Regions from separate parts of the Homo sapiens genome. Here region 2 is linked to region 1. Evidence: chromatin loops called from intact Hi-C (ENCODE). Cell type or tissue: chondrocyte. All regions are shown on one strand. Links, peaks and the distances in the headings refer to the core of each region. The heading gives the core; the rest is flanking DNA.

Region 1 (15,518 bases), core at 4,278-12,277:
TGCAGGTTCAATTCTGTGGTGTAAAATACCAAATAACAAAACATTTTTACAGATAGCTTGTCTCTAATATTTAGTGCTGGATATTCCTACTTTCTTATAAAACCTGAATAGGCTCAGAAAATTAATTCTTAGGTTCTACAAATATAGTGTTTCTAACTTGTATCAAAACACAGGTCCCATTCTGTGAAAAAAAAAATAGCACATCACAAAAATATTTCACAGATAGATTGTTTCTGGTTTATATTGCTAGATACTTGTATTTTCTTATAAAAGCTCAATAGGCTCAGAACTGTCAGTTTTTAGATTCTACAAAAAAGGGTTTAAAATCTGTTTTATCAAAATGTGGATTGAATTCTGTGATATAAAACAGCACATCGCAAAGCATATTCAGGGATAGCTTGATTCCAGTTTTTAGGGCTGGATATTTGTATTTTATTATATGAGCTCAATACGTTCCTAATCATCACTTCATAGATTCTACAAAAAAGTATTTTAAACTTGTTGAATAAAAAAAGGTTACATTCGTTGAAACAAAACAGCAGAACACAAGCGTTTTCACAGATAGCTTGTTTCTACTTTTTAGGACTGGATATTTGTATTTTCTTATAAGGGCTCAATAGATTTAGTAACATCACATATTAGATTCTACAAAAAGACTTTCAAACTTGTTGAATCAAAACACGGGTTCCATTCTGTGACATAATACAGCACATCACACAGTGTTCTCACAGATAGCTTGTTTCTAGTTTTTAAAGCTGGATATACCTATTTTCTTCCAAACACTCAATAGGTTTGGAACCGTCACTTCTTAGATTTCACAAAAAGAGTGTTTTGAACTTGTTGAATCAAAACACAGGTTCCATTCTGTGACATAAATACCACATCACGAAGCATTTTTACATATAGCTTGTTTCTAGTTTATAGAACTGGATATTAATATATTACTACAGGGGCTCAATAGGCTCAGTAATGTCACTTCTAAGATTCTACAGAAAGGCTGTTTGGAACCTGATTTGTCAAAACACAAGTTAGATGCTGTGCTATAAAATAGCACATCAGAAATTGTTTTCACAGATAGATTGTTTCTAGTTTTTAGGACTGGATATTTTTATGTTCCTATAAGGGCTCAATAGGCTCAGAAATGCCATTTTTAATTTCTACCAAAAGAGTGTTTGGAACCTGTTTCATCAAAATGCAGGTTCGCTTCTGAAATATAAAACAGCACATCACAAAGCATTTTCACAAATAGCTTTTTTCTAGTTTTTAGGACTGAATATTCACTTGTTCCTATAAGGGCTTAATAGGCTTGGAAATGTCACTTCTTTGATCGTGCAAAGAGAGTGTTTGGAACATATTTTATCAAAATGGAGGATCCATTTGGTGATATAAAGCAGCAAATCACAAAAGGTTTTCACAAATAGGTTGTTTCTAGATTTTAGGACTGAATATTCATGTGTTCCTATAAGGGCTCATTGGGCTTGGAAATGTCACTTTTTAGCATCTACGAAAAGAGTGTTTGGAACCTGTTTCATCAAAATGCACGTTCAATGCTGTGTTTAAAAAGAGCACATCACAAAATGTTTTCATAGAGGGCTTGTTTCTAGTTTGTAGAGCTGGATATTCGTATGTTCTCATAAAAACTCAATAGGCAAGGAAATGTCACTTTTAGATTCTATGTAATTTTTGCTTGGAACCTGTTTCATTAAAACACAGGTTCAATTCTGTGATATAAAACAGCACATCACAAAGAGTTTTCACAGATAGCCTGTTTCTAATTTTTAAGACGATATTTGTATATTTTTATAAGGGCTCACTAGGCAGGGAAACGTCACTTCTTAGATTCTACAAAAAGATTATTTGGAACCTGTTTCATCAAAATGCAGGTTGAATTCTTGGATATAAAATAGCACATCCCAAAGCATTTTCACAGATGTCTTGTTTCTAATTTATAAAACTGGATATTTGTATGGTCCTAGAAGTGCTCATTAGTCTTGGAAATGTCACTGCTTAGATTCCACAAAAAGAGTGTTTGAAACCTATTTAATCAAGATGCAGTTTCAATTTCATGATATAAAACAGCACATCACAAAGTATTTTCACAAGTAGGTTGTTTCAAGTTTTTAGGGCTGCGTATTCATATGTTTCTATAAGGGCTCAATAGGCTTGGAAATGTCACTCGTTGGCATCTACACAAAGAGTGTTTGTAATCTGTTTCACGAAAATGCAGGTTCAATTCTGTGATGCAGAACAGCACATTACAAAGTATTTTTACAGATAGATTGTTTCTAGTTTTTAGGACTGGAAATTCATATTTTCTTATAAGGACTCAATAGTTTGGAAACATCACTTTTAGATTCTATAAAAAGGGTGTTTCATCCTTGTTGAATAAAAACAAAGATTTCATTTTGTGATATAGAACAGCACATTATAAAGTGTTTTCACAGATAGCTTGTTTCTAGTTTTCAGGGTTGGGTATTTTTATGTTCCTATAAGTGCTCAATAGATTCAGATACGTCAATTCCTAGAATCCCCAAAAAGAGTGTTTCAAACATGTTTCATCAAAATGCATGTTCAATCTGTGAGACAGAACCGCAGATCACAAAACGTTTTCACATATAGCTTGTTTCTAGTTTTTCATGTGTATATATGTACTTTTTAATAAGGTCTTATTAAGTTTGGAAATGGTACCACTTAGATTCTACAAAAAGAGTGTTTCAAACTTGTTGAACCAAAATACAGGCTCCATTCTGTCATATAAAACAGCACATCACAAAGCATTTTTACAGATAGCTTGTTCCCATTTTTTAGGACTGGATCTTCTTATGTTCCTATAAGAGCTAAGTAGGCTCAGTAATGTCACTCTTTCAATTCTAAAAAAAAGAGTGTTTGGAACCTATTTCATTAAAACACTGATTCAACTTGGGGATATAAAACAGTGCATCAAAAGCATTTTTACAAATAGCTTGTTTCTAGGTTTTAGGGCTTGATATTCTAATTTTCTTATAGGGGTTCAATAGGTTTGGAAATGTCACCTCTTAGATTCTACAGAAGAGTATTTTGAACTCGTTGAATAAAAACACAGGTTCTTTTCTGTGATGTAAAACAGCACATTACAAGGCGTTTTTATGTACAGCTTGTTTCTGGTTTTTAGAACTGGATATTTGTATTTTTTCATAATGCTCAATAGGTTCAGAAACACAACATTTTAGATCCTACAAATAGACTGAAAGTTGCTGAATCAAAACACAGGTTCAATGCTGTAATATAAAACAGCACAACACAAAGTGTTTTCACAAATAACTTGTTTCTAGGATTTTGGGTGGATATTTGTACTTTCTTGTTAGGTCTTAATAGATTCACAAATAGCACTACTTAGATTCCACACAGAGTGTTTTGAACTTGTTGAATCAAAACAAAGCTTCCATTCTGTGACATAAAACAGCTCATCACAAAGCGTTTTTACAGAAGCTTGTTTCTAGTTTTAGTTTTTAGGACTGGGTACTCTTATGTTCCTATAAGAGTTCAATAGGTTCAGTAATGTCACTTCTTACATTTTAAAAAAAGATCATTTGAAACCTATTCATAGAAACACTGATTCAATTCAATGATATAAAACAGCATATCACAAATCATTTTCACAGATAGTTTTTTTTTTTTTTTTTTGAGATGGAGTCTCACTCTGTCACCCAGGCTGGAGTGCAGTGGCGTGACCTCAGCTCACTGCAAGCTCCGCCTCCTGGGTTCATGCCATTCTCTTGCCTCAGCCTCCCAAGTAGCTGGCATTACAGGTGCCCGCCACCATGTCCAGCTAATTTTTTGTATTTTTTAGTTTCACCACGTTAGCCAGTATGGTCTCGATCTCCTGACCTTGTGATCCACCCGCCTCAGCCTCCCAAAGTGCTGGGATTACAGGCGTGAGCCACTGCGCCCGGCCTGTTTCTAGTTTTTAAGGCATGATTTTTGTATTTTCTTATAGGGGCTCAATGGCTTCAGAAATAACACTTCCTAGAGTCTACAAAAGAGTGTTTTGAACTTGTTGAATCAAAACACAGGTTGTATTCTGTAATATAAAACAGCACATCACAAAGCATTTTCACAGATAGCTTGTTTCTAGTTTTTATGGCTAGATATTCATATTTTCCCATAAGGGCTCAATGGGGTAAGAAATGTCACTTCTCAGATTTTACAAGAAGAATGTTTGTAACTTGTTGAATCAGAACGCATGTACCATATTGTGATATAAAACAGCACACGACAAAGCATTTTCACAGATGGCTTTTTTGTAGTTCTTGGGACTGAATATTTGCATATTCTTATAAGGGCCCAGTAGGCTCAGAAATGTAACTTTTTAGACTCTACAAAAACAATGTTTTGAACACTGTTTTATAAAAATGCAGGATCAGTTCTGTGATATACAACAGCAAATCCCTAAGCATTTTCACAGATACGTTGTTCATAGTTTTTAGGGCTGAATATTTGAATTTTCTCATAAAGCCTAAATAAGTTTGGAAATGTCACTACTAAGATTCTACAAAAAGATTGTTTTGCACTTGTTTCATCAAAATGCGGGTTTAATCATGTGAAATAAAACAGCACATCACAAAGCATTTTTACAGATAGCTTGTTTCTAAGTTTTAGGACTGGATATTCATATTTTCTTTTAAGGACTCAAATTTGGAATGCCACTTTTTAGATTCTACAAAAAGAGTGTTTGGAACCTTTTTCATCAAAACACAGTTTAAATTCTGTGATAGAAAACCACACATCAGAAAGCGTTTTTACAGATAGTTTTTTTTGTTGTTTTTAGGGCTGAATATTTATATTTTCTAATAAAGGCTCAATAGCTTTGGAAACTTTACTTTTTAGATTCCAGGAAAAGTGTGTTTAGAACTTGTTGAATCAAAACAGAGTTTCCCTTTTGTGATGTAAAACTGCACATTACAAAGCATTTTCACAGATAGTTTGTTTCTATTATTAAGGGCTAGATATTGATATATTCCTATAAAAGCTCAATAAGTTCAGAAAGGTCGCATCATAGTTTCTGCAGAAAGAGCATTTGGAACATGTTTCATTAAAATGAAGTTCAATTCTGTGATGTAAAACAGGACATCACAAAGTGTTTTCACAATACGTAACTTCATAATTTCTACAAAAAAAAAGTGTTTCGAATTTGCTGAATCAAAGCATAAGTTTGACAGATTTTTACATATACCTGGGCCAAGCACTTTGATAGTTTGACTCTCCTTTCTTAACAATGTCCTCAGAAGGGATTGTGACACATCTCTGGACCCATTATCTAGGTTACATGTCCCCCCCTTTTGCCTGGACCCTGCCTTCAGTCAGCATTGTAGCATTTCTCAGCACTGCAACCAAACAATACGACTCTTTTGCTTGGGTGGTGTTTACAGGAGACATTGTGAAATATCTCTAGGCCCATCGTTTATGTGATATGACTCTACTCTCCTGCCTGGGCGTGCCCAAAAGGGGCATTGTGCCATAGAGCTGGGCCTAGTCCCCAAGTTTTGTGACTTTTCTCTCAGGACACTGCCTACAAGGAGAATATTGGAATATTTCTGGAAAAGCATTTAGGTGATGTGGCTGGGCTCCCTGTCAAAACCACAGAGGGGATTGTGACATATAGCTAGGTACAGCTCACAGGCATGATAATAACTCTCATATGTGGACCCAGCCAATAAGAGAAATTTTTACTCTCATGACTAGGTTTAGGGACACTAGTAATGTCCTCAATCTCCTTCTAGTATAAAGGTCACAGAAGATTACAATACTCACACATGTTATATAAAGACCTGTGTTGTACAGAGAGTGTCATAACATGGCCCAGCACACAAGTGAAATTCTGAGTCTCATATGCACACCCAGCTGACAGTAAGAACTGTCACTGTCTCACATGTATGAAGCCAACTCTCACACATGAAAACAGGACATATGTGGCATTGCAAATCTCATCCCTGGAATTCTCTGCCAGTGTGATTGTGATATATATCTTTGCCAAGGACCTGTGTGATTTGACTCTCCAGATTGTTTCCAGCCCATATATGGGACTGTGATGTCTATCTGGGCTAACCTCTTGTGATGTGACTACTCTGCCTGGGGCCTGCTCTCACTAAGGATTGTGACATATATCTGGATCAAGCACCCAGGTGATGTTACATTCTTGCATGCACCATGACCACAGAAATTACTGTGATATGTCACTGTGTCCACCACTTAGTTGACATGACTCTCCTCTCTGGAATGGGCCCTGCATATGGGTGGGGATACTGACATATTGCTAGGCCATGCTCACAGGTGATGGTACTTTTTTGCCAGGGCCATGCTTCACATAGGACATTGTGACACATCTCTGGGCCTATCACCTAGGTGATGTGACTTTCTTCTTGGGTCCTGACCACATGGAGCATTGTGACATACGGGTGGAACCTGCACCTAGGTGATGTAACCCTCTTGCCTGGGTTTTGTTTTAAGGGAGCCTTATGACATATCTCAGGACCCAGCACTCAGTTTATGTGGTTCTTCTGCCCAGTTTCTGCCCACATGTTAGACTGTGACAAATACATAGGGAAGCACCTAGGTGATAAGATTCTTTTTTTCTACCTCAAGCCTGCATACTGGGGAAATTGGAACACATCTCTGAGCCCATGACATAACTGATATGACTTTCTTCTCTTGCCTGGATCTTTACAATGCGGGGATTGTGACATATTTCTGAGCCCAGCCCTTAGGTAATATGACTATCCTCATTTTTCTGAATCATGCACACAAGGGGAAATTTTGATCTATTGCAGGGCCCAGAACCCAAATGATGTTACTCTTCTGCCTAAGTCCTGAATTAAGATGGAATTATGGCATATTGCTGGGCCCAGCACCCTGATGATGTGACTCTCCTGCCTGTTCCAGAGCCACAGAAGGTATTTTAGCCTGTCTTAGACCCATCCTTTAGGTGTTTGGGCTCTCATGCCTCATCTGTGTTTATTCCACATGTATTAGTCTGTCACATTGCTGGGTCCAGCACCCAGTTTATGTGACCCTCCTTCTTAGGGCCTGCCTAGAGAGGGCATTGTGACATACTGCTAGATCAAGCACACAAGTGTTGGTACTCTTTTGCCAGGGCCATGTTTCAAGGAGGACGTTGTGACATATCTCTGGGCCTATCACCTAGGTGATGTGACTTTCTGCTTGGGCCTTGCCCACATGGAACATTGTGAAATAAGGGTGGAACCTGCACCTAGGTGATGTTACTCTTTTGCCTGGTGTGATGGTTAATACTGCATGTCAACTTGATTATACTGAAGAATGCAAAGTATTGATTCTGGGTGTGTCTGTGAGGGTGTTGCCAAAGGAGATTAACATTTGAGTCAGTAGGCTGGGAAAGGCAGACCCACCCTTAATCTGGCGGGCACCATCTAATCACCTGCCAGTGAATATAAAGCAGGTAGAAAAATGTGAAAAGGCGAGACTGGCCTAGCCTTCCAGCTGACATCTTTCTCTTGTGCTAGATGCTTCCTGCCCTCAAACATCGGATTCCAAGTTCTTCAGTTTTGGGACTCGGACTGGCTCTCCTTGCTCCTCAGCTTGCTGACAGCCTGTTGTTGGACCTTGTGATCATGTAAGTTAATAATAAACTAACTCCCATATATATGGGAGTTTATTTTATATATATAATATTTTATATTTATATATATGTGTGTGTGTGTGTATATATATATATAGTCTGTTAGTTCTGCCCCCCTAGAGAACTCTAATACAGATTTTGGTACCAGTATTGGTTCTAACAGAATATTAAGGATGGAGTTCTTTTATTGGTTTTGGGGTTTCTGGAGTTGGCTGCTTAATATGATTAGACCCCAAAATGCTAAGGAGTCTACTTCTAATAGTATGAAGAACACTGATAGTCCTTGGCATGAACTGTTTAGAGAGTTATGCAAAATAAATGCATTTGATGCTCCTGATTTACTGCTTGTGAGGGGCAAGAAGTTTAGTGACTCTACACATAATACCTTTGACCATATGTGGAGAACCATGGAACATAGTGAAGCTTGTTGGTTGCTCCTAAGTTCAGCAGACAAAGTGATGAAAGAAAATGACGACATCAGGGATGCCATCTCCTGGCTTCAGAAGCAAATACGGAGCCTCAAATCTGCTAAGATTGCCCTGAATGAGAGTCTTATCTGATGTAGAGAAAGAGCTGAAATTGTGGAAAAACAGACACAAGCTTTTACCATGCAAGTGGCTGACCTGCAATGGAAGATGCATGCACAGCCTCTCCAGGTGTCTACTATTAAAGTGAGGGCATTGATTGGAGAAGAATGAGATCCTGAAACTTGGAAGAGGGATGTGTGGGAGTACCCTGATGAAGCTGCGGACACCGAATTTTTAAACTCTGATGAACCTGTTTTACCAGAAGGAACAGCTTCCCCATCCCCAGGAGTGGCAACATCCCCTTCCCAACCCATGCCATCAGCCTTTCCACCTTTGTCTGAGGAGATAAACCCTGGGTTGCCTGAGAATATTCTGTTCCTCTAGATGGCCTCCCCTGAGGCAGTTGCCAGGCAAGATAACGTTGATTCTCCACAGGAGCCACCCCCAACATCCCATTTGCTTCTAGACCTATAACTAGACTAAAGTCCCTGTGGGCCCTAGAGGTGGGGTTCAGAGTGTGACCCTGAGAAGGTATGCTACACTCAAAAAGAACTGTTTGAGCTCTCTAATTTATATAAACAGAAATCTGGAGAATGGGCATGGGAATGGATATTAAGGGTAAGGGATAATGGTGGAAGGAACATAGAGTTGGATAAGGCTGAATTTACTGATTTGGGCCTACTAAGTAGGGACTCTGCTTTTAATGTTGCAGCTTGGGGAGTTGAAAAAGTTTCTAACAGTTTATTTGCTTGGTTAGCTGAAATATGGATTAAAAGATGGCCCTCTGTGAGTGAGCTGAAAATGCTTGATCTCCCTTGGTTTAATGTAGAGGAAGGTATCCAAAGGCCTAGAGAGATTGGGATGGTGGAGTGGATTAGTCACTTTAGACCTACTCATCCCAGCTGGGAAGGTCCAGAAGATATACCCCTGACCAATGCCTTCTGATATTGTTTGTGATAGGTGTGTGGGGGCAGCACCCGCATCTTTGAAGAGCCCTGTAATTGCTCTTCTCTGTATGTCAGATCTAATGGTGGGAAATGCGGTCACTCAGCTACAAAATTTAAATTCAGTGGGAATCATTGGATCCCAAGGTGGCAGGGGCCAAGTGGTGGCACTCAGCCATCAAAGGCAAGGTGGGTGTAGTTACCATAATGGACAGCAGAGGCAAAGTGGCAGTCAGAATAGTCTCACTTGTGCAGAGCTCTGGCATTGGCTAATTAATCGCGGTGTTCCTAGAGATGAAACTGATAGGATGCCTACTGCATTCCTACTTAATTTATATAAGGAGAAAACTTCTAGGTTGAATGGACAAAAGACTAATTTAAATTATAAAAACAGAGAATCATGGCACCTCAATCAATTTCCAGACTTGAGCCAGTTTACAGACCCAGAACCCCTTGAATGAAGGAAGGGGAGGCCAGATTGTCTTGAGGAAGGACCCCACTACATTACTGACAATTTACGTAGTGAATCTTTTACCCATCCTTCCCCAAGCAGACCTCCGTCCTTTTACCAGGGTAATTGTGTAGTGGGGAAAGGAAAATGATCAGACATTTTGGGGACTACTGGACACTGGCTCTGAGCTGACGTTAATTCCAGGGGACCCAAAACGTCATTGTGTCCCTCAGTTGAAGTAGGGGCTTTCTGGCCTCCCAGAATACTAGGGTGAATTTATATTTATTATTTATTTATTTATTTATTTATTTATTTATTTATTTATTTATTTATTGAGACAGAGTCTTGCTCTGTCGCCCAGGCTGGAGTACTGGAGTGCAGTGGCCCGATCTCAGCTCACTGCAAGCTCCGCCTCCCGGGTTCAAGCCATTCTCCTGCCTCAGCCTCCTGAGTAGCTGGGACTACAGGCGCCCGCCACTACACCCGGCTGATTTTTGTATTTTTTAGTAGAGATGGGGTTTCGCTGTGTTAGCCAGGATGGTCTGGATCTCCTGACCTCATGATCCGCCCGCCTCGGCCTCCCAGAGTGCTAGGATTACAGGCCTGAGCCACCGCGCCCGGCCGAATTTATTTTTCTGTAACACCGCCAGGATTCGATGGTGCAAGTCTTGTAGTCCAGAGACATCTTCCTGACGCTGCTCCCCATCTTGTGCCCTCTCTTTCCTGGCATCCTTCCCCTTGCAGAAGGAGGAACTTTTCTCATGTTCTTTCCAGTCCCTCCCTAACAGGGAAGCCTGGAGACTAGGGTGCCTGCTTTCCACTGCAGCCACAAAGTATGGGGGTGCCAGCTAGGAGGTGGTTTCCTGGGGTGCCCTCCCGAGGGTGCTTGGTAGGAGCATCTGCTGTGCTCTGCTCTGAGGACTTTGATCCTCCTGGGCAGAGGACACTGGCATCAAGGGGGCAGCAAGCAGCCCTGCACCCTGGCCCTTTCCTAGCTGGCAGCTGTGGTGTGTCCTACTACCATCTAAGGTGCCCAGGAAAGAAGGGGGCCAGGGCCTGGTCATGGGGGCACCTATTGTTCCTTGAAATTCCATTGGCGGGGTACATGTTTTACTGAAAACTGTCGGTGTGGAGTGCACCATCCTTGCACAAGGTGGGGGGCTTGGTGCCTGGTGCGATTGTGAACCCAGAAAAAAAGACAGGGGTCCTTCTCCCACTGGAACAATTTTTTTTTTTTTTTTTTTGAGATGGAGTATCGCTCTGTCACCCAGGCTGGAGTGCAGTGGCACGATCTTGGCTCGCTGCAGCCTCTGCCTCCCGGGTTCGAGAGATTCTTCTGCCTCAGGCTCCTGTAGCTGGGAGTACAGGCACCCACCACGCCCGGCTAATTCTTGTATTTTTAATAGAGACGGAGTTTCACCATGTTGGCCAGGCTCAAACTCCTGACCTCAAGTGATCCGCCCGCCTCAGCCTCCCAAAGTCCTGGGATTAGAGGTTTGAGCCACTGCCCCCGGCCCTACTGGAACAATTTGTCGCTAGTTCTGGGGCTTCCCTTCCTCCTCTCATACTGGCCCACAGTCTAGTGTTGCTACCTCTGCCCCTAGCAACAGCCTCTGCCGGGGCCCCCTCGCCCCCTCCCCACTCGCCTCTCTTAGAAAACTGCTACCCTGTTGTTTCCTGACTTTTTAATGATCGCCATTCTAACTGGTGTGAGATGGTATCTCATTGTGGTTTTGATTTGCATTTCTCTGATGGCCAGTGATGATGAGCATTTTTTCATGTGTTTTTTGGCTGCATAAATGTCTTCTTTTGAGAAGTGTCTGTTCATATCCTTCGCCCACTTTTTCATGGGGTTGTTTGTTTTTTTCTTGTAAATTTGTTTGAGTTCATTGTAGTTTCTGGATATTAGCCCTTTGTCAGATGAGTAGGTTGCAAAAATTTCCTCCCATTCTGTAGGTTGCCTGTTCACTCTGATGGTGGTTTCCTTTGCTGTGCACAGGCTCTTTAGTTTAATTAATCCCATTTGTCAATTTTGGCTTTTGTTGCCATTGCTTTTGGTGTTTTAGACATGAAGTTCTTGCCCATGCCTATGTCCTGAATGGTATTGCCTAGGTTTTCTTCTAGGGTTTTTATGGTTTTAGGTCTAACATGTAAGTCTTTAATCCATCTTGAATTAATTTTTGTATAAGGTGTAAGGAAGGGATCCAGTTTCAGCTTTCTACATATGACTAGCCAGTTTTCTCAGCACCATTTATTAAATAGGGAATCCTTTCCCCATTTCTTCTTTTTGTCAGATTTGTCAAAGATCAGATAGTTGTAGATATGCGGCATTATTTTTGAGGGCTCTGTTCTGTTCCATTGGCCTATATCTCTGTTTGGTACCAGTACCATGCTGTTTTGATTACTGTAGCCTTGCAGTATAGTTTGAAGTCAGGTAGCGTGATGCCTCTAGCTTTGTTCTTTTGGCTTAGGATTGACTTGCTGGAGAGGATGTGGAGAAATAGGAACACTTTTACACTGTTGGTGGGACTGTAAACTAGTTCAACTATTGTGGAAGTCGGTGTGGCGATTCCTCAGGGATCTAGAAGTAGAAATACCATTTAACCCAGCCATCCCATTACTGGGTATATACCCAAAGGATTATAAATCATGCTGCTATAAAGACACATGCACACGTATGTTTATTGTGGCACTATTCATAATAGCAAAGACTTGGAACCAACCCAAATGTCCAACAATGACAGACTGGATTAAGAAAATGTCGCACATATACACCATGGAATACTATGCAGCCATAAAAAAAGATGAGTTCATGTCCTTTGTAGGGACATGGATGAAGCTGGAAACCATCATTCTCAGCAAACTATCACAAGGACAAGAAACCAAACACCGCATGTTCTCACTCATAGGTGGGAATTGAACAATGAGACCACATGGACACAGGAAGGGGAACATGACACACCAGGGTCTGTTGTGGGGTAGGGGGAGGGAGGAGGGATAGCATTAGGAGATATGCCTAATGTAAATGACGAGTTAATGGGTACAGCACACCAACATGGCACATGTATACATATGTAACAAACCTGCACGTTGTGCACGTGTACCCTAAAACTTAAAGTATAATAATAATAAAAAAATAAATAAGTAAAGATAAAAAAAAAAGAAAGAAAACTGCTACCCTGATGTTTGCTAAGACACAGGGGAGGTTCTTCCCCTCACCGACCCCCTCCCTAGGAAGCGGCATGTTTTCTGGGCCAAGGGCGCATCGAGGATGTGACCCACTCCCTGGCCAAGTGTGAGGCCGGGGCGTGGCGGCTGATCCCACTGCTCGGCGGGGCACTTTCCTTTCCAGGCAGAGAGGAGCCCTGGAGGGCACCGGGATCCCACCCAGCGCAGAACGCACTGGCCAGCGGGCCGCTTGGCAAGCGCCATGGGCCGCTGGCGACCCTCCTCAGCTCTGCATTAGTGAGAGGTTATGTAGAAGAGGAAAGAAATTTTCCTTGCTTAGCCGATTTGTCCTCCCTCTCTGCTTACTGGTTAGGAGATAGAACCCAGATCCGGGTGGCAATTCACATTCCATTACAAAACTCTACACAGCTTCCGGGCTAGCACCAGCACACATTTGGGGAACATCGGAGGGATTTTCTTCTTCTTTTGTGGGTGGTCATGATCGTGGTAGCGGAGAGACATAGAAGGGTGAATAAAAAATATAACGATTTGGTAAGTCAGAGCACCTGTCTGGGATTTTTATTAACGGAAAATTAAACCTTCGTTCTTAAGAGTTTAAGCTTAGCCCTTTCTAAGTCAATGGAAACAAAGTGCCTGTTGGATAAGAATGCTGAAATAGTAAGACATTTCTGTCTTTAAAAACCTTAAAATGATTTCTGCCAAGACAGAGTTTCCAGTATACCCACATATATTTGAGAGGGTTTGTTTTGTTTTGTTGTTTGTTTGTTTCTGAGACGGAGTCTCACTCTGTCGCCCAGGCTGGAGTGCAGTGGCACGATCTCGGCTCACTGCAACCTCCGCCTCCCGGGTTCAAGCGATTCTCCTGCCTCAGCCTCCCAGGTAGCTGAGGCTACAGGTGCGTGAAAGGGTTTATTTTTCCTTACATATGTAGTTGTCTCTGAATCTGTGCACGATTATTCTGAAGGAAGTTTAATAGAAGTGGAAGGTGAGGGAGAGAACTGCCAAGAGAAGGATGTGATTTTGTTTTCATTTTTTCACACTCATGAAAAGCATCCTCTAGATTTTGTGTTTTTTCAAGTAGGCAGGTATAGTTTTGAAGCCATATTTTAATTAGGGAATCTGAAATTAGAGGCCAAAGTCTTGGCTAAAACCTCTTTGAAAAAACAAAAAGATGCTTAGTTCAGTGCTACATTCAATTGCCACAGAACTTTTGCAGGAATGGGTATGAATTCCTTCTAAAGGATCCTGTGCTCCATTTCAGGTAAATAAAGTTACACTGTCTTATCATTCTTGAAAATACAGCTGGCCGGGCATGTTGGCTCATGCCTGTAATCCCAACACTTTGGGAGGCCTAGGCGGGCAGATCATCTGAGGTCGGGAGTTTGAGACCAGCCTGACCAATATGGAGAAACCCTGTCTCTACTAAAAATACAAAATTAGCTGGGCATGGTGGTGCATGCCTGTAATCCCAGCTACTCGGGAGGCTGAGGCAGGAGAATCGCTTGAACCCTGGAGGTGGAGGTTGCGGTGAGCCAAGATTGCGCCATTGCACTCCAGCCTGGGCAACAAGAGTGAAACTCCGTCTCAAAAAAAAAATATGGCTAAACTGGTAGCATATTAGGGTGTCTTGTTTTTCAAGGGATTTGCTGGATGTGTGATACTTTTAAAAATGCCATGGATGCTCACTGATATATGGAATATCATTCTCTGGGGTTTTCTAGATACCATTTTATTTCTCATCAGAAATTCAGACTCTAAGTTGAAAAATCAGGCAATGAAAGGAGTTCTGATGCTCTTACGTAGCATAAGATCTACTCTGATGGACTTAAGCCATTGTAAAAGTCCCAGCTTGGTTCCTATCAAAAGCCTCTTTCCATGAATGTTATGCTTACAAGTCAAACAGATAAAGCATCACTAAAGCAAACATAAACTACAAAGCTCTTAAAATTTAGGTGTACATTTCATTTGAAAATTATTCAAAAGCTCAAGCCATCTATAAGAAATGTCTTCTTTGCCTTTTAGTATCAAGAAATTAAAAAGAAAGAAGAAAAAGGAGAAGTGGGCAGACACGTGTTTGTTATGTGATAGGGAACATGTATCTCACTGAGCTGGTACAGGTGGTGCACCCATTCCTAACTTGTTACAACCATCCAACAAGTGACCTTTTGATGAAGGGATCTTTTATTTTAAGTTTCTTCAGGCAGATTCCTGAGGTCTTATTTGCATCTGACACAGGTACAGCATGTTACCTTTACCTAAAGCATTTTTTTCTCCTTTAAGAGAAAAAATAAACCTTACCTTATAAGTCCTGCATTTAATCAATAGCTTTTTATTGGCTACCTGGTTTATGCCAGGCACTATACAACATAGGTGTGCTGGTAATAAATGCAACTGCCCTACATCAGGGGTCGCCAACCCCTGGGCCACAGACTGGTATAAAGAGAGACTGTTGCTAGTCTCATAGATGATATGTCACATTGAAAGAGACTCAGCCAGCCATGAAGAGGTCATTTATATCTGTGTTAACTGCTAAAAGTTAAGTATGACAAGAACCTATGAAGTAAAGTTTGGCCTTTGTGTTGGGGGGAGAAATGGAGGATGCTGGGATGCAGGTCAAGGAAGGCATCCCATGGAAGTGACATTTTAACTAATATCTGAGGGATGGGTGACAGGAGGGAAAGAATGCTTCCGAGAACAGTTGGTACAGAAGCCCTGAGGTTGAAAAGGTGGATGTGTCCAGGGTAGTGAGAGAAGTACAGTGTGTTTGGAAGAGG
Region 2 (15,518 bases), core at 5,119-13,118, 50 kb before region 1:
AAAGCCCTTATCTTAAGTAAATTAATGGAAAAAAACCAGAAAGGCAAATACTGCATGTTCTTACTTACAAGTGAGAGCTAAATATTGAGTATACAAGGATATAAAAATGAAAACAATAGACACTGGGGACCACTAGAGGAGGAAAGGAAGAAAGAGACAAGGCCTGAAAAGCTACCTATGGGGTACTGTGCTATCTATCTGAGTAGTAGTAGCAGTTATCCCAAACCTTAGCAATACATAATATACCCATGTAACAAACCTAGACATGTGGCCTCTGAACCTATAGGAAAAGTTGAAATTAAACAAAAATACCAAAATATGTGCTCTTTATAAATGTGCAGTCACAGTTAAAATGCATGGCTATCTAGAATAATTATTGTTTGGTAGTACACTATGTTGATTCAATATTTTTTGGTTAATTTTTTTTGTTAAATTTTGTTCCACCATTTTATATTTTAGTGGCTTATGTTTTACAGTAGCCTATGTCACATTAATTAATTGTGTTTTTAGTTTTTATGTATCATAATTTTATATGACAATAATTCAACTCTGTACACATTAAAACAATGTTTGGACAAAAGTCAGATATTGATCAGTCATACATATTTTGCCAATATAATTATTTCTGTGTTTGTTTGCCTGTGTAAATATTACCCCTATTTTATGACTTGTATATTTGCTTTTTTTTTTTTTATTTTTTTGTTAGTAGTCAATGATTGTTTTATTCTTAAGTGTAAGAAATACAAGGGCCGAGCATGGTGGCTCACACCTGTAATCCCTGCACTTTGGGAGGCGAAGGTGGGCAGGTCACCTGAGGTCAGAAGTTCAAGACCAGCCTGGCCAACATGGCAAAACCCCGTCTCTAGTAAAAATATAAAATTAGCCAAGTGTGGTGGTGCGCGCCTATAATCCCAGCTCCTGCAGAGGCTGAGGCAGAAGAATCACTTGAACCTGGGAGGCAGAGGTTGCAGTGAGCCAAGACGGCACCACTGCACTCCAGCCTGGGCTTCAAGAGCAAAACTCTGTCTAAAAAATAAAAATTAAAAAATGTATACTCTTTAATATTTTCAGTTATATAGTTCAGCTTTGTTAAGTATATTGACATTTTTAGCAACATATCTTTAGAACTTTTATTTTTGTAAAAGAAATATGCTATACACATGAATCCACTACTCATTTTTCCCATTGTCTGGCCCTTTACAAACATCATTCTATTTTCTGTTTTTAAGGATGTAACTATTTTACATATTCCATGTAAGTAGATTCATACAGTATTTTTGTGTGTGTGGCTGGCTTACTAATTTAGCATGTTGTCTTCAAAATTTGTCTTTATAATAGATATTAGAAGATTTCCTGCTTTTAAAAAGCTGATTAATATTCCCTTTTTTATATTTTAAATTATATTTATCGATTAATTTGGTAAGGAAAGTTTAAATTGCTTTTACCTATTGGCTTTTGTGGATAATGCTTCAATATGGTGTACAAATAACTCACTTGACCATATATTCAAGAGTTTATATCTGTGCTGCATTGTGTTTCATTACTTTGGTGTTCTACATTTATACCAGTACCAAAGTGCTTTGATTGATGTAGTTTTGTTTTGTGTTTGGAAATTGTTAAGCATAATGCTTCCAATATTTTTCTTCTTTTTAAAGATTGTCAGGCTTTTCATGTTACCTTGAGATCTTATGTAATTTTGTGGGTTTTTTTTTTCTTTTTGGAAAAGTAAAATTTATTTTATTATTTATTTATTTATTTATTTATTTTTGAGATGGAGTCTCGCTCTGTCACCCAGGCTGGAGTGCAGTGGCGCGATCTCGGCTCACTGCAAGCTCTGCCTCCCTGGTTCACACCATTCTTCTGCCGACGCCTCCAGAGTAGCTGGGGCTATAGTTGCTCGCCACCGCGCCTGGCTAATTTTTTTTTTTCTAGTAGAGACGGGGTTTCACCATGTTAGCCAGGATGGTCTCGATCTCCTGATCTCATGATCTGCCCGCCTCGGCCTCCCAAAGTGCTGGGATTACAGGCGTGAACCACTGTGCCCGGCCAGGAAAAGTAAAATTGAAAATTGAAAAGGGTGTGTTGAATGTGTGGGTCACTTTAAGCAGCATGGACATCTTCACAATGTTATGTCTTCCAACCCTTGAAAAAGAGCATGCTCAAAAGTGTGTTGTTGGTTGGGTGCGGTGGCTCATGCCTGTCATCCCAGCACTTTGGGAGGCCGAGGTGGGCACATCATAAGGTAAGGAGATCGAGACCATCCTGGCCAACATGGTGAAACCTTGTCTCTACTAAAATACAAAAAATTAGCTGGGCGTGGTGGTGCATGTCTGTAGTCCCAGCTACTCAGGAGAGGAGGCTGAGGCAGGGGAATCACATGAACCCAGGAGGTGGAGGTTGCAGTGAGCCGAGATCGTGCCACTGCACTCCAGCCTGGTGACAGAGCAATACTCCATCTTAAAAAAAAAAAAAAAAAAAAGGTGTGTTGTTTAATTTTTATGTTTTTTGAATTTTTCAGCTTTTCTTCTGTTACTGATTTCTAGTTTCATTCCATTTGGACCATAAATAATTGTCCGTAAAATTTCAATTAAAAAAATTGTTAAGACTTGTTTTGTGGTGTCACAGGTCATCCATCTAGGAAAATGTTTCATGAGCTATTGAAAAGAATGTGTATTCTGCTGTCTGTATACATTTGTTAGGTGTAATTATTTTATAGTACATTCAAGTTTTTTGTTCCCTCATTGATATTCTGTCTTGCTTTATGTATTAGTGAAAGTGGGATGTTGATGTTTCCTTCCATTATTATATTGCTGTCTATTTTTGCTTCAGTTCCGTCAATGTTTGCTTTATGTGTTTGGGAAAACTGTCTTGTATTTATAGGTTCTCAGTGAATGAACCCTCTTATTATAATTGAATGTCCTACTTTGTCTCTTGTGAATTTTGACTTAAAGTAAATTATATGAAATATGACCATTTTCAACTTAATAAATTGTTGCCTCTTCTCTCATTTGGTTAACACTTGCATAAAATGTATTTTTCATCCTGCCATTTTGTCTTTTTTTTTTATTAGATCTAAAGTGAATCTCTTGAAGACATGATATAGTTAGATCTTGATGTAGATCTTGATATATGTCATGATATAGTTAGATTTTTTTTTTCATTTTGGAAGATACTTTTGCTGGATATAGTATTCTTGCTTAGACTTTTTTTTTTTCCAGTGCTTTAACTATGTCATCCTGTTCCCTTCTTGCCTGAAAGATTTATGTTCTTAAATTTACTCGTAATCTTGCAGAAGCATGCATATAAATAACACGTCTCTTTCTTCTTCCTGAATTCCAGATTCTCTTCTTGTCTGCGACTTTTAAAACATTGCTTGTGTTATGTCTTGTTAGAAATCTCTTTGTGTTATCTTAGTTGAAGTTTGCTGAGCTTCTTGATTTTCTTATATTTTTTACTAATGTTGAAGTGCATATTAGTCTTTTTTTGTAGTTCTACTACACAATTTTTATTTCTTTCTGTGCTTTTTATCTTTTTGTTGGTTTCATTTTTGTTATTTCATTTTGTTTTTTTAATTTCCATTTTACTCATTGAGCATCATTGAGATGTAATTTTGATTTTCTAGGGTAATTTATTTTTTTCTTTTAAAAAATAGATCAAGACTTTAATTCAAATTGTCTCACATAATTTTTACATCTCCTTTTTTTAATAATTGATTTCTGGATATTCTTTTTTTTCTTTGAGCCATATTATCTTGATGTTTTGTTTATGTTGTAATGTTGCAATTTGTATAATAAAAAGCCACATGTCAAAATCTGTATTAAGTGACTTTTGTCTGAGGGAATATGATACCAATTTTTTAGGCTAGGGAGTCTTGGAGTCTCTCAAGCCTGTTCTATGGATGTTTTCTCTGAGCTTGTGTGTTTTTTAGTTAAAAAATGTTCGCCTTTTTTTTTTTTTTTTTTTTTTTTGAGTGTTACTCTTGTTGCCCAGACTGGAGTGCAATGTTACAAGCTTGGCTCATTGCAACCTCCACCTCCTGAGTTCAAGCGATTCTCCTTTCTTCTGCCTCAGCCTCCCAAGTAGCTGGGATTACAGGCACCTGCCACCACGCCCTGCTAATTTTTGTATTTTTAGTTGAGACAAGGTTTCACCATGTTGGCCTGTCTGGTCTTGAACATCTGACCTCAGGTGGTCCGCCTGCCTCAGCCTCCCAAAGTGCTGGGATTACAGGTGTGAGCCACCACTCCTGGCCATTCCCTATGTTTCTTATTGAGATCCCTTAGTCACTTGCTATACCCATTGTCTGTCTATGATACTGAAGTCTTTCTTCTCTTGTAACAGTCATTTACCTTTGGTCTCAGCTGTCCGAAACTGTCAGTGCATACCACCTTTCCTTTCAACACTGTCATGGAATATAGAAATTAGTCTTTGGTAAGGTCTCAATAAGCCAGAAGCATGGACACATGTGCCACTATTTTATTTATTTTTGGAGGGGGTAGACAGGAGTTTGGAGTCTATAGTTAGAGTCATCATAGGATGAAGAATGGCTGTGGTGGGTAAATATGAAATACTTTTATTACACTTCTATGTGGTTCTTGGCGTTTTGCTCACTTGGTGTGCCGCAAATGCTTAACTGGTTCTTAGACTTCTCACAAAGGCATTTTGGTCAGTATATTTCTGTTAGGTTTATATGTCTATAAGAATATAGAGCCTGTGGTATTTTATTATCGTTTTATTAATTGCTTTGTATAATTATATATTTGTGAAGTATATTCACCTGAGTCTAATGAGGGAGAATTTTATTTTTTTTCTCCAGCTGGTTCTTTTCATTTTACTGCAGAGATATTGCCGGATCATGACATAAAAGATTCATTTCAAAAAGTGATTCTGAGAAAATATGGAAGCTGTGACCTTAATAATTTACATTTAAAGAAAGACTACCAAAGTGTGGGTAATTGCAAGGGGCAGAAAAGCAGTTATAATGGCCTTCATCAATGTTTGTCAGCTACCCATAGCAAAACCTGTCAATGTAATAAATGTGGCAGAGGTTTTCAGTTGTGCTCAATCTTCACTGAACATAAAGACATTTTTAGCAGAGAGAAATGCCACAAATGTGAAGAATGTGGCAAAGACTGTAGGTTGTTCTCAGATTTTACTAGACATAAGAAAATTCATACTGTAGAGAGATGCTACAAATGTGAAGAATGTGGCAAAGCGTTTAAAAAGTTTTCAAACCTTACTGAACATAAGAGAGTTCATACTGGAGAGAAACCTTACAAATGTGAAGGATGTGGCAAAACTTTTACCTGCTCCTCAACCCTTGTTAAACACAAGAGAAATCATACTGGAGACAGACCCTACAAATGTGAAGAATGTGGCAAAGCCTTTAAGTGCTTCTCAGACCTTACTAATCATAAGAGAATTCATACTGGAGAGAAACCCTACAAATGTGAAGAATGTAACAAAGCCTATAGGTGGTTCTCAGACCTTGCTAAACATAAGATAATTCATACTGGAGACAAACCCTACACATGTAATGAATGTGGAAAAGCTTTTAAGTGGTTCTCGGCCCTTAGTAAACATAAGAGAATTCATACTGGAGAGAAACCCTACATCTGTGAAGAATGTGGCAAAGCCTTTACCCGCTCCTCAACCCTTTTTAACCACAAGAGAATTCATATGGAAGAGAGACCTTACAAATGTGAAGAATGCAGCAAAACCTTTAAGTGCTTCTCAGACCTGACTAATCATAAGAGAATTCACACTGGAGAGAAACCCTACAAATGTGAAGAATGTGGCAAAGCATCGAGCTGGTTCTCACACCTCATCAGACATAAGAGAATTCATACTAGAGAGAAGCTCCACAAGTGTTAAAAATGTGGAAAAGCCTTTACCAAGTCCTCATACTGTGTTCAACATCTGAAATTTAATACTGAACAAATGCAGTATAAATGTAATGACAGTGGAAGAACATTTATCATCTTAGAGGGTCTCTAAGAACTTACTTTATAATCTGGTTGCTTATATGTTGGGTACATATATAGCCCTTTGCTATTATGTAATGCCCTTTTTTTTTAAATCTATGTTAATTTCAAGTCTGTTTTGTCAGAAACTAGGATTGCAACCCCTGCTTCTTTTCCTGTTTTCTATTTGCTTGGTAGGCTTTTCTTTTTCCCTTTATTTTGAGCTTATTTGAGATGGGTGTCTTGATTAAAGCATACCATTAGATCTTGATTCTTTTTTCAGCTTGCCATCTGTGCTTTAATTTGGGTATTTAGCCCATTTACATTTAAGGTTAGTATTCATATGTGTGGATTGGATTCTGTTATTAGGATCTTAGCTGGCTATTTTGCACATTTGTTTCTGTGGTTGCTTTATAGTGTCCACAGTTTGTATACTTTAGTGTGCTTTTGTAGTGACTGGTAATAGTCTTTTTCTTATTTAATGCTTTCTTCAGAAGCTCTTTTAAGACAGATCCTGTGGTAACATTTTCTCAGCATTTGCTTGTCTGAATAGGATCATATATATTTTTTACTTCTGAAGCTTACCTTGGTCAGATATGAAATTCTGTGTTGGAATTCTTTTTTTAAGAATGTTGAATATTGGCCCCTATAATCTCTTTTGACTTGTAGGATTTCAGCTGAAAGATTTGTTGTTTTCCTGATGAGCTTCTTTTTAGAGGTGACCTGGCCTTTCTCTCTAGCTGCCTTTAACATATTTTTTCTTTCATTTTGACCCTGGAGAATCTCATGATTATGTGTCTTGAGGATGACCTTCTCCTGGGGTATCTTACTGGGGTTCTCCACATTTCCTGCATTTGAATGTTGGCCTCTCTAGGTTGGGGAAGTTCTCATGGATGTTATCCTGAAATACGTATTTCAAGTTGTTTTCATTCTCCCCATCACTTTCAGGCAATCTCTTGCATCATAGATTTGGTTTCTTTACATAATCCCATATTTCTTAGAGGTTTTGTTCATTCCTCTTTATTCTTTTTTCACTGTTCTTGTCTGTCTGATTTCAGAAAGCCAGTCTTGAGGCCCTGAGATTCTTTCCTCTGCTTGGCCTATTCTGCTGTTAATATATGTGATTACATTATAAAGGTTTTGTATTGTGTTTTTCAGTTCTATCAGGTTGGCCACATTTTTTCTCCAGACTGGCTGTTTTTTCCGTCAGTTCCTGCAATTTTTTTTCCTCCCTTGCATTGGGTTGCAAATTACTTTTGTAACTCAGTGAAGTTTGTTTCTACCCATATTCTGAATTCTACTTCTGTCATCTTAGGCCTTGCTGGAAATGTAATTTGGTCATTTGGATGAAAGAAGTCACTCTGGCTTTTTGTGTTTTTATCTTTGCACTGATTGTGTCTTATCTTTGTGGGCATATCTTTGAGGTTGCTGACCTTTGGGCTTTTTTTTTTTTAATCCTATTTGATGGTCTTGAGTATTTGATTGTGGTATAAGATGGATGCAGCCAACAGGCTTTGTTCCTGGGAGGTTTTTTTTGTTTTGTTTTGTTTTGTTTTGTTTTGTTTGGTGGTGGTGGTGGGTGGGCAATGCTCAGCTCACAACTCAGAGGCTGCATACTCTAACTCCGGGGGACTTGTTTTGAGCCCCAACTGTGTTCTCTGGCTCCTTGAGATTTGGAGTTTGCGAGTTTGTGGGATGAAGGTGCCATAGCTGGAGCAGAGTGCTAGTGGATATGGGATTTCTGCCTGTCTTTGGGTACTCACCTCAGTGGCAGGAGCAAAGCAGCTGGGAAGGGAGTGGGGGATACCTGCTGGAGGCTGTGTGCTGTTGCACTAAAGGTGGTGTTGGCTTGGGGCAGGATACTGGCCAGTAAAGGTTTTGATGCCTTCTCTGTGCCCCCCAAGAAAGAGTGATTGTTCAGAGTGTGGGAGGTTACCCTGTTCTCTGCACAGTGTTAGCACAAAGGCAGGGGTGGAGTTTTCTGGCTCTCTGCCCACCAAAGTTTCATCTACAATGGCAGTTGCTGGGGGTGGCGGGGCATATTGCATTCCCATTTGCTGGTGGGGCAAGCAAAGCCAAACCTGCCTTTGCAGACATGTGCCAGCAAAGAAATATCAGGAGTTGCCATGGTGTCACGGGAAGCTGCAGTATGGGGAAGAAATGTGGGCTGGTGCAGTCATAGGGGCTGCTTTGCTGGAGCTCTTCATGAGTCAGGCATGTCCCTCCAGTGCAGATGCTCTGGTATGAGCTTCCAGGGTACCTGAGACTGCCCTGTAAGCAGCTGTGGCCAGACTGGGTCCCTGGGAGAGGCCAGCAGACCAAGGAGTGCTCAGTTGGACCAGCTTCTTCTGATTTGCAAGACCATCCTGCAGAAATTAGGCCCAACAGTTCCCGTAGGGCTAAAGTCTCTTATGGGAGACAGTTGAGCCTAGAGAAATGGCCATCACTGGCCACACTTTACTACAGATGCTCTTGCACCAAACCCTCTGGCCACCACATGAGCTGGCTTGCTGCATTATCTCTTTGCTTGTCTTCTGGGGGCTGCATCTCAGAGAGATGTAGGTCAGCAATTACTCAGTGCAGCCAGCCCAGGATGGAAGATCTTTACTTTTGGCCAAGTTAGGGGTTTACTGTCTGCTGAGGAGCAGTGGGTAGTTTGTGGGACCCATGGAGGATGGGCTGGCTTCCTCTCCTTGGGTAAACTGCAGTTTGAGGTGTGAATAAGGCACTTAGGGTTTGGGATTTTTTATTAGTCTGAGGGTAGCAAGGACAGTTGTACTGCAGAGGCCCCTGGAGGCTCTGTCCAGGGAGTTGCTAAGCTGCTACTGGCTCAATAGCTCTGGCAATGATTGGCTAGTGGCCCGGGCCTGGAGAACCTGCCTCGTGAGAATATATGAGAACAGGCACTCACGTAACAGTCCGACCACTTCTGAAGGGCTGCTGCAGTATGCTGGGTGTCCACTACAGTTTCTAGTCACCTCAGATTTTCCAGTACTGGAAGTTATCACCACTGAATGCTGCAAAACAGCAACAATGGCAGCATGCCCTTTTCTCTGGGAGCGCCATCCCAGGGAGGTATAGACCTGTTGCCAGCCCAAAAGCACCTGTAGGAGGTAGCTGGAAGCCCCTGTTGAAGGTCCTACCCAGTGAGGAAAACATGATTGGGGACCCACTTAAGAAAGCAGTCTAGCCATATTTTTGCAGGACAGCTCTGCTATTCAGAGGTACCACTTCCACCCCCAGTTTATTTGGATTCTCCAAAGCCAGAAGGCTGGAACAGCTAACTCACACAAACAGCAAAAATGGCAGCTCACTCCTCCCTCTAGGAACTGTATCCCAAAGAGGTTTCAAAACTCCATCAACCAAAGAGCGCTGGTGGTGGTAGCTGGAGACCCTCATTGGGAAGTACTTTCCAGTGAGAAGGAATGAAACGGGGGACCTGCTTTAACAGGCAGTCTGGCCATGTCTTTTTAGAGCACCTGTACTGTGCTAGGAGATCCTTTCCGCCCCCCGGTCAGCTTGGGCTCTTCAAAGCCTGAAGGCTGGAATGGCTAAGTTGCTCAAGCAGCAAAGATGGTGGCCCACTCCTCTTTCTGGTAGCTCCATCCCAGGGAGGTGCAGTGCTGCTACCAATGGTTGGCTGGAATCTAAGCCAGTAGGTCTTACCACGTGAGGCATTGTTGAAGTGGGTCCTACAGACCATCACTATCAGCCCCCTGGATTCTGCCTCTTTCCTATGGGTATGTTCAGGGGTGTAACCTGCTTTGCTCGAGTTGCAGCTACTTTTTCTGGGAAGCCTGGAAAGCCAGTATCTAAGGCTCTTGAATCTGCGCAGGCCTAAGTGGCTTATCTGCTGAGACTCCATGTAGCTCTGTGTGTTAAACTGAAGGCCTTGGTGAAGTGGGTTCATGAGGGTATCTCCTCACCTGAAGGTTGCAGAGATCTGTGGGAGAATCATGGGTTTCTAGGGTCACACATGCACTCACTGCTTTACTGGGTGGGGAGGTTCCCTTGGCTCCATGTTGTTCCCAGGTGGCCCATTGTCCTGCCTTGCTTTACTCCATTCTCCATAGATTGTTTCTTTGATTATTCCCAATGCAAGTACCTGGATGTTTCAGTTGCAGGTGCTGTATTTATGTATACCTTGCATTCCTGTCTATGAGAACTGCACAGTCTAGCTGCTTCTAGTCAGCAATCTCGATCACTTTTCTCTAAAGGGAACCTACTTTTTTATATTAAAAGGATTCAATATTTTTCAAAAGCAAATTTCAATATAATTTAACTCTTACATTTGATGCTGTGTCTTCATTTCTAGAATTTATGTGAAAGAACATGGTCAGTGGTTGCACCAGAGTTGTGAGAGGTTCTTCTATATTAGATGGACAGATTTATATACTTTTCCATGGAGGATTAAGTAAACTGAAACCTAAGACACACGAAGAAATTCTAAGTGGAAAGGCCACTTATTAGTTTACAGCAGTATCGTAAGTGACAGGATGATAGGAGTGTGGTAAGTGATCAGGATAATAATCTGCTTAGTAAGAGAAACAATTTGAATTTTAGAAGGAAATTGCCTTACCATTTGCAAATTAAGGTAATTAAAATACAGTGAATTTCAAAATGCCTTTTTAATGACAATGTGTGAACTTAATTTGTTTTAATAAACCAAAATTATTGTTATTGTGTTAAGGCTATTTTACATTGAATGTGTATCTTGCCACTGATGTTAACTTATCCCATCTTACCCAAGGTTGTAGGTAACAATATACTATTGGGTGACAGTGGACTAACATCTCTAGTGATCCCTTTGTCAGTGGTCTTTAACTTAAAATAATTTAGAGAATATGGTTTCTACAACTTACATTTTTGTTTACTTGTAACTACAGATTATTATGATGGTTGTAATGAAGATTATGAGTATAATTGGAGCTATATGTTTCTGAATTCTGAACAACTATTTATAAAATTTTATCCTACTTTTTTCTGTTGAACATATGACTTCTCTGGTCTGCTAAACACATACAGACCTTTAGTTTTGGTTTACATGGATTTAAATATATAGATATATCACTGTAAAATAAACTTCAGGTGTAACAGATTTATAGAGAAAGTAATCATATTTGTTTATGGTTGTGTACCTACTTTGAGAAGAAAAGAAAAATATTAGAATGAACAGATAATTTTACAAGTGTTGATCACTTACCAGCAAACCAGAAACTTCAGAGATTTTGAAAGCAAATCTATTTTCTCTGCTGTGTATTAAATTCATTTATCTAAAATGTTATTGCTCCTGGCTTAGAATCATCTTGTGCAAATTCTTTTTTTGTTGTTTGTCTGTTTGCCTGTTGCTCACCATAGACATAATTTTCTTTTCATAAAACATTCTTTGTATAATCACCTCAGAGATTATGAAAGTGACTTTGATAAAATTTAATGGTGTTCACAAAATAATTTTCACGTGAGTAATTTCACAGTGCGTGTATTGTATGTTATTTAGTGTATTTTATATTTTGTTTCAATTAGAGAATGCTATTGAATCCAGTTTTTGTTTAGTTACTGTTCATTTTACTTTATAAAATTGACATAATTGAGTTTATTAAATTTATTGGGCCAATTTAAGTAAACAGTTGAACGTTTCATAAGTCATGAGGTCTTTTTGGCATATACATGAAGTAAACAAAGACAATACTAGCTATGTAATAGAAGCTACATAATTAGAAGTAAATATTCTTTTTGAAATTGGCCTGTGGTCTCAGGTGAAAAATGGAAAATATCTATAGTAAAAAAAATGACATTAATTCTGCATATGAAGAGAGCATAATTGTACCCATGCCACACAATTGACTCACAATTGAAACAAGATGAAGAGATGGACATTTTAGCAAAACTAAGTGAAAACCTTGTAAAATTTTCAGATTATGTTTCTACATTTAAACATCTACTGGGGGAGGCAGAGGCCAATTCTATGCAGTCAAACCTGGAATTGCTGACACAGGTTAAGAGTATGCACCACAGGTATCGAAACCTAAAATGCCCTGAACTCTTTTCATATAGATTAATAAAATATGGTTTTAGTCTTCCTTCTCTATATTCTGGCTTAGACAGAACTATCAAGCCATTTCAAGTAGATTTAATTCTAGATCTTTTTTTTTTTTTCTTTTTTTGAGATGGACTCTTGCTCTGTCACCCAAGCTGGTGTGCAGTGGTGTGATCTTGGCTCGCTGCAGCCTCCACCTCCCAGGTTCAAGCAATTCTCCTGCCTCACCCTCCCAAATAGCTGAGACTACAGGCACCTGCCACCAGGCCCAGCTAATTTTTTGTATTTTTAGTAGGGATGGGGTTTCACCATGTTAGCTAGGATGGTCTTGATCTCCTGACCTCATGATCCACCCACCTCAGCCTTCCAAAGTGCTGGGAATGCACATGTGAGCCACCGCGCCTGTCCTTGATTTTAGATCTTGACACAGCACATCCTCAACTTATTGTCTCCGAGGATAGAAAAGCTGTGTGATGGAAGAACAAAACCAAACATATGTTATAACCCAAGGAGATTTTATTTCTGCCCTGCTTTCCTGGGCTCTCAGAAGTGTAGTTCTGACAGACATTACTGGAAGGTAGAGGTGGGAAACAAGCCTAAATGAAAATTAGGTGTGTGTCAAGATTGTCTTCTTAGGACCTGGCAGGATCAGCCTTCAGTTCTGGGTTGATTTGGGGGCAATTGGATGATATATAGAGTGGTTATGCTGCATCAGGTCCTAAGAAAACCCACCTTCTGCCAGTAGTAAAATCCAGTAAGATTGGTATTCTTTTGGACTATGAATTGGGTGATTTTTTAAAGTAATATAAATAATAGGTTTGTTCTGTATATTTTAATGATCTTTCACAAGAGCTGTTTGGCCTTATTTCTATGCTGAAGCAGATTCTGAACGTCTTAAAATCTGTTCATTATCAGATGCTGAAAGATAAAGAGCAAGTAAATGAATCTATTTCAGTTTTTGTGGGTAATTTAGCCAGTAAATTTAATCTTATTTCTTTAATCTTTAAGTTTTACTACTGAAGGCCAGAATAGATTTTTTTCTCTTAAATTTTTGGCAAGTATAAAAGCACATTCAGAATGTCACTTTCATAGATACTATGAATATCAATTGTCAAGTGTGTTGATTTCTAAGATAAAATATTTGAGAATTAATATTACCCAACTTGTCCAATAAAATGTTTTTAAGTTGCCTATTTTTAAAAAAATCTATCAATTTTGAATTGCATACCTAGCTAAATTTTTTTAAGATTGAGGATAATATGTAAAATAATTTATACAAGTAATATAAACTAAGTTTACTTAAATTATTTACTTATTTAAGAAATCTAATTACATTTTAAATAAATTGCTGTTACCTGTTAGTATTTGTGTAGCATTTTTTTTTTAAGTTTTTGCCTCTAAAGCAGGTAACAATTTGAACAAAGAAGAAAACAAAAATTCAATGATTGGGAGGAAAATAAAAGGTTTGTATGATGACCTAATTAAGGTAATGTAAAGGATAAAAATCTTAATATTTGTTTTTACACATTTTTGGGCAAAAGTAACCCTGAGATAGTAATGTGCAGAAAATACTATTAATTATATTCTTGAGACTCTTACTGACTTTGGCACTTAGAGAACCTCCAGCACAGGCCCAGGATTCCCTAGGCATTTCTTATGGAAATGAAGCAGAAGGCCATGTCCACAAAGAGAAATGAATGCTCATCTTCCAGAGACCAGTAGGTACAGGTTGCAGAAAGAGTAGGCCCTTCTTGAAGGTCCAGGAAGGGGCTGTGGGCACCATCCTAGAAAAGGGGTCTGGGGCTCCATGGAGTCCTCCTGCCTGCAGGAGCCTCAGAGGGCCCTGGGTGAGGCCAGCCAAGGTGCTCTGTCCTGTCCCTGGCCCTTGAGTCCTGCCTCACCTGCTAGCTTTTTCCACCAAGAAATCAGGATGGCAACCGCCAATGCAGCCCCACTAGAGGAAGGAGATCAAGAGTGTCAAGGCCCACACCCATCTTGGCACATTAAGTGACCCATTGATTAACTAGTCAATAAGTTAGAGCGGAATGTGCTACTGCAATCCCCTGAGATCACATTCTAGGAGAAAACCTGGGTGGCACCTGCCTGAGGCTGTACACTGAAGGAAAGATGGTCAGGCCACCTGGGCTTGGAAAGAGCATGCAATAAGGGTAGCATACAGCATACATGGTGAGCTGTCAGGTGGGCACAGCGGGGTAGACAGGAGGAGTCCCTGAGGGGGAGAACCCTCTCAGGGCCCTGAACTCAGCCCAGAGATCCCCCAGCTTTTTGAAGCACAGGCTGTACCTGGAGCTGCAGAGTGAGCACTGTGCAGTGGCCTGGTAAAAGGGATGAGCAGCCAGTCACTGAGAGGCTTTCATTGCCCATTTTTTCTGATGAGCAATGTGAGCCCCCAAAGCCACAAGCCAGGAGGGGCAAAACACTGAGCTAAGGCATCACCTTTTTTCTTCACTTTCTCCCATGAGCCTCAGATCTCCCTGGGCTTGCCTTTAGAGAAGAAGATCTCTCTTGTGAGTGTAGGCATAGAAGCAACCAGTCGTGTGGTAAGCCTACCCAAAGTGTTCAGCACCCAGGCCAGAGCCGAAGTGGGCCTGTTAATCCCACTGCACAAGGCCCAAATCAGAGAACTGGCTTGACTGTTCAGCTGCACCCAGGCAGTGTGTGTACTGTCCCAAGCAGGTCCCATTCTCTTCCTGACTCCAATTATTTCACCTGCAACTTGTCATTTGTACCAGCTCTTTCTCTGCCCCCCACATCCTATGGTTTTTGAAATTCCTCTGAAGACTGTATGAACCAAGCTTTAAGGGTCACAGTGCTCTAGCCTACTCAGGCTGTGCCAGGAAGAGAGATCTCTCAACCTACCTTGACACTTAAGAGTCATGTATAAATAGTACCAACCCTAGCAGGAGGGCTGTCGCAGACTCTACTCTGGTCTCCATACCAAAAGATACATTAGAATGACGAGGAAAATAAGACACAGACCTGGCAGTTCTGCCTTTTAAAGAGCAGCCTCAGCCTGGTCACCTTGAACCACAATTCCAGGGTCTGGCTCAGCATGTCCCACCTTGGAAAATGGTGGAACTGGGGCCCCAGAATGTTATGGTCCAGTGAAAGTCTAGAGAAGAGGCACGTCAGCAGCCTGTACACACCCAGTCACACCTGTAACAGGAACAGGCCCTACCAACTGTGAAGCCATCTCATTAACTTAGACAACTGTACCAGCAATGTGCACACACATCAGGCCTTTTAGTAAACTGTCAACCCCATGATTGAAGAAAAAGCAAAAACTTTTTGAATCTAGAGTCTCAGGAAGAAGAACCTCTAGTGCCTGAACCAGCCTGTAATGATGGATGCAACTGACAGTATTAACTTGACTTGGGCATACCTGGAGACTGACCATGTATAAAAAAATGCTTCTGAATGTTCAGTTTTAAGCTAAAAAGTCTAGTAGGGGCCAATCTGGTGATTATTTTTTATTTATGAGGAACATCTTAGCCCTG

What was found. A loop is a pair of places that touch in the nucleus more often than their neighbours do. Peaks named below come from ENCODE experiments on the same cell type or tissue, not always from the same donor. Only the 100,000 strongest peaks of a DNase experiment are listed, where the experiment ranks them.
Region 2: it touches region 1 in a loop (8-fold over the local background); 4 of 110 quality-filtered maps call a loop at or near these places.

The regions. Positions count from the first base shown.
Region 1 is chr7:64,394,452-64,409,969 of GRCh38, forward strand. It overlaps LOC105375324 (a long non-coding RNA gene), which reads left to right and starts at 6,454. Exons shown (of 3, transcript XR_927599.2): 1 at 6,454-6,929; 2 at 7,518-7,627. In chondrocyte, for the core only: no CTCF peak of the experiment used is centred there; no DNase peak of the experiment used is centred there.
Region 2 is chr7:64,343,274-64,358,791 of GRCh38, forward strand. ZNF736 (zinc finger protein 736) reads left to right here. Exons shown (of 4, transcript NM_001170905.3): 4 at 4,817-13,361. The coding sequence ends at 5,874. It also overlaps the pseudogene TRIM60P18. Among named protein-coding and RNA genes, the nearest start is that of ZNF736, 37 kb to the left of the region's middle. In chondrocyte, for the core only: no CTCF peak of the experiment used is centred there; no DNase peak of the experiment used is centred there.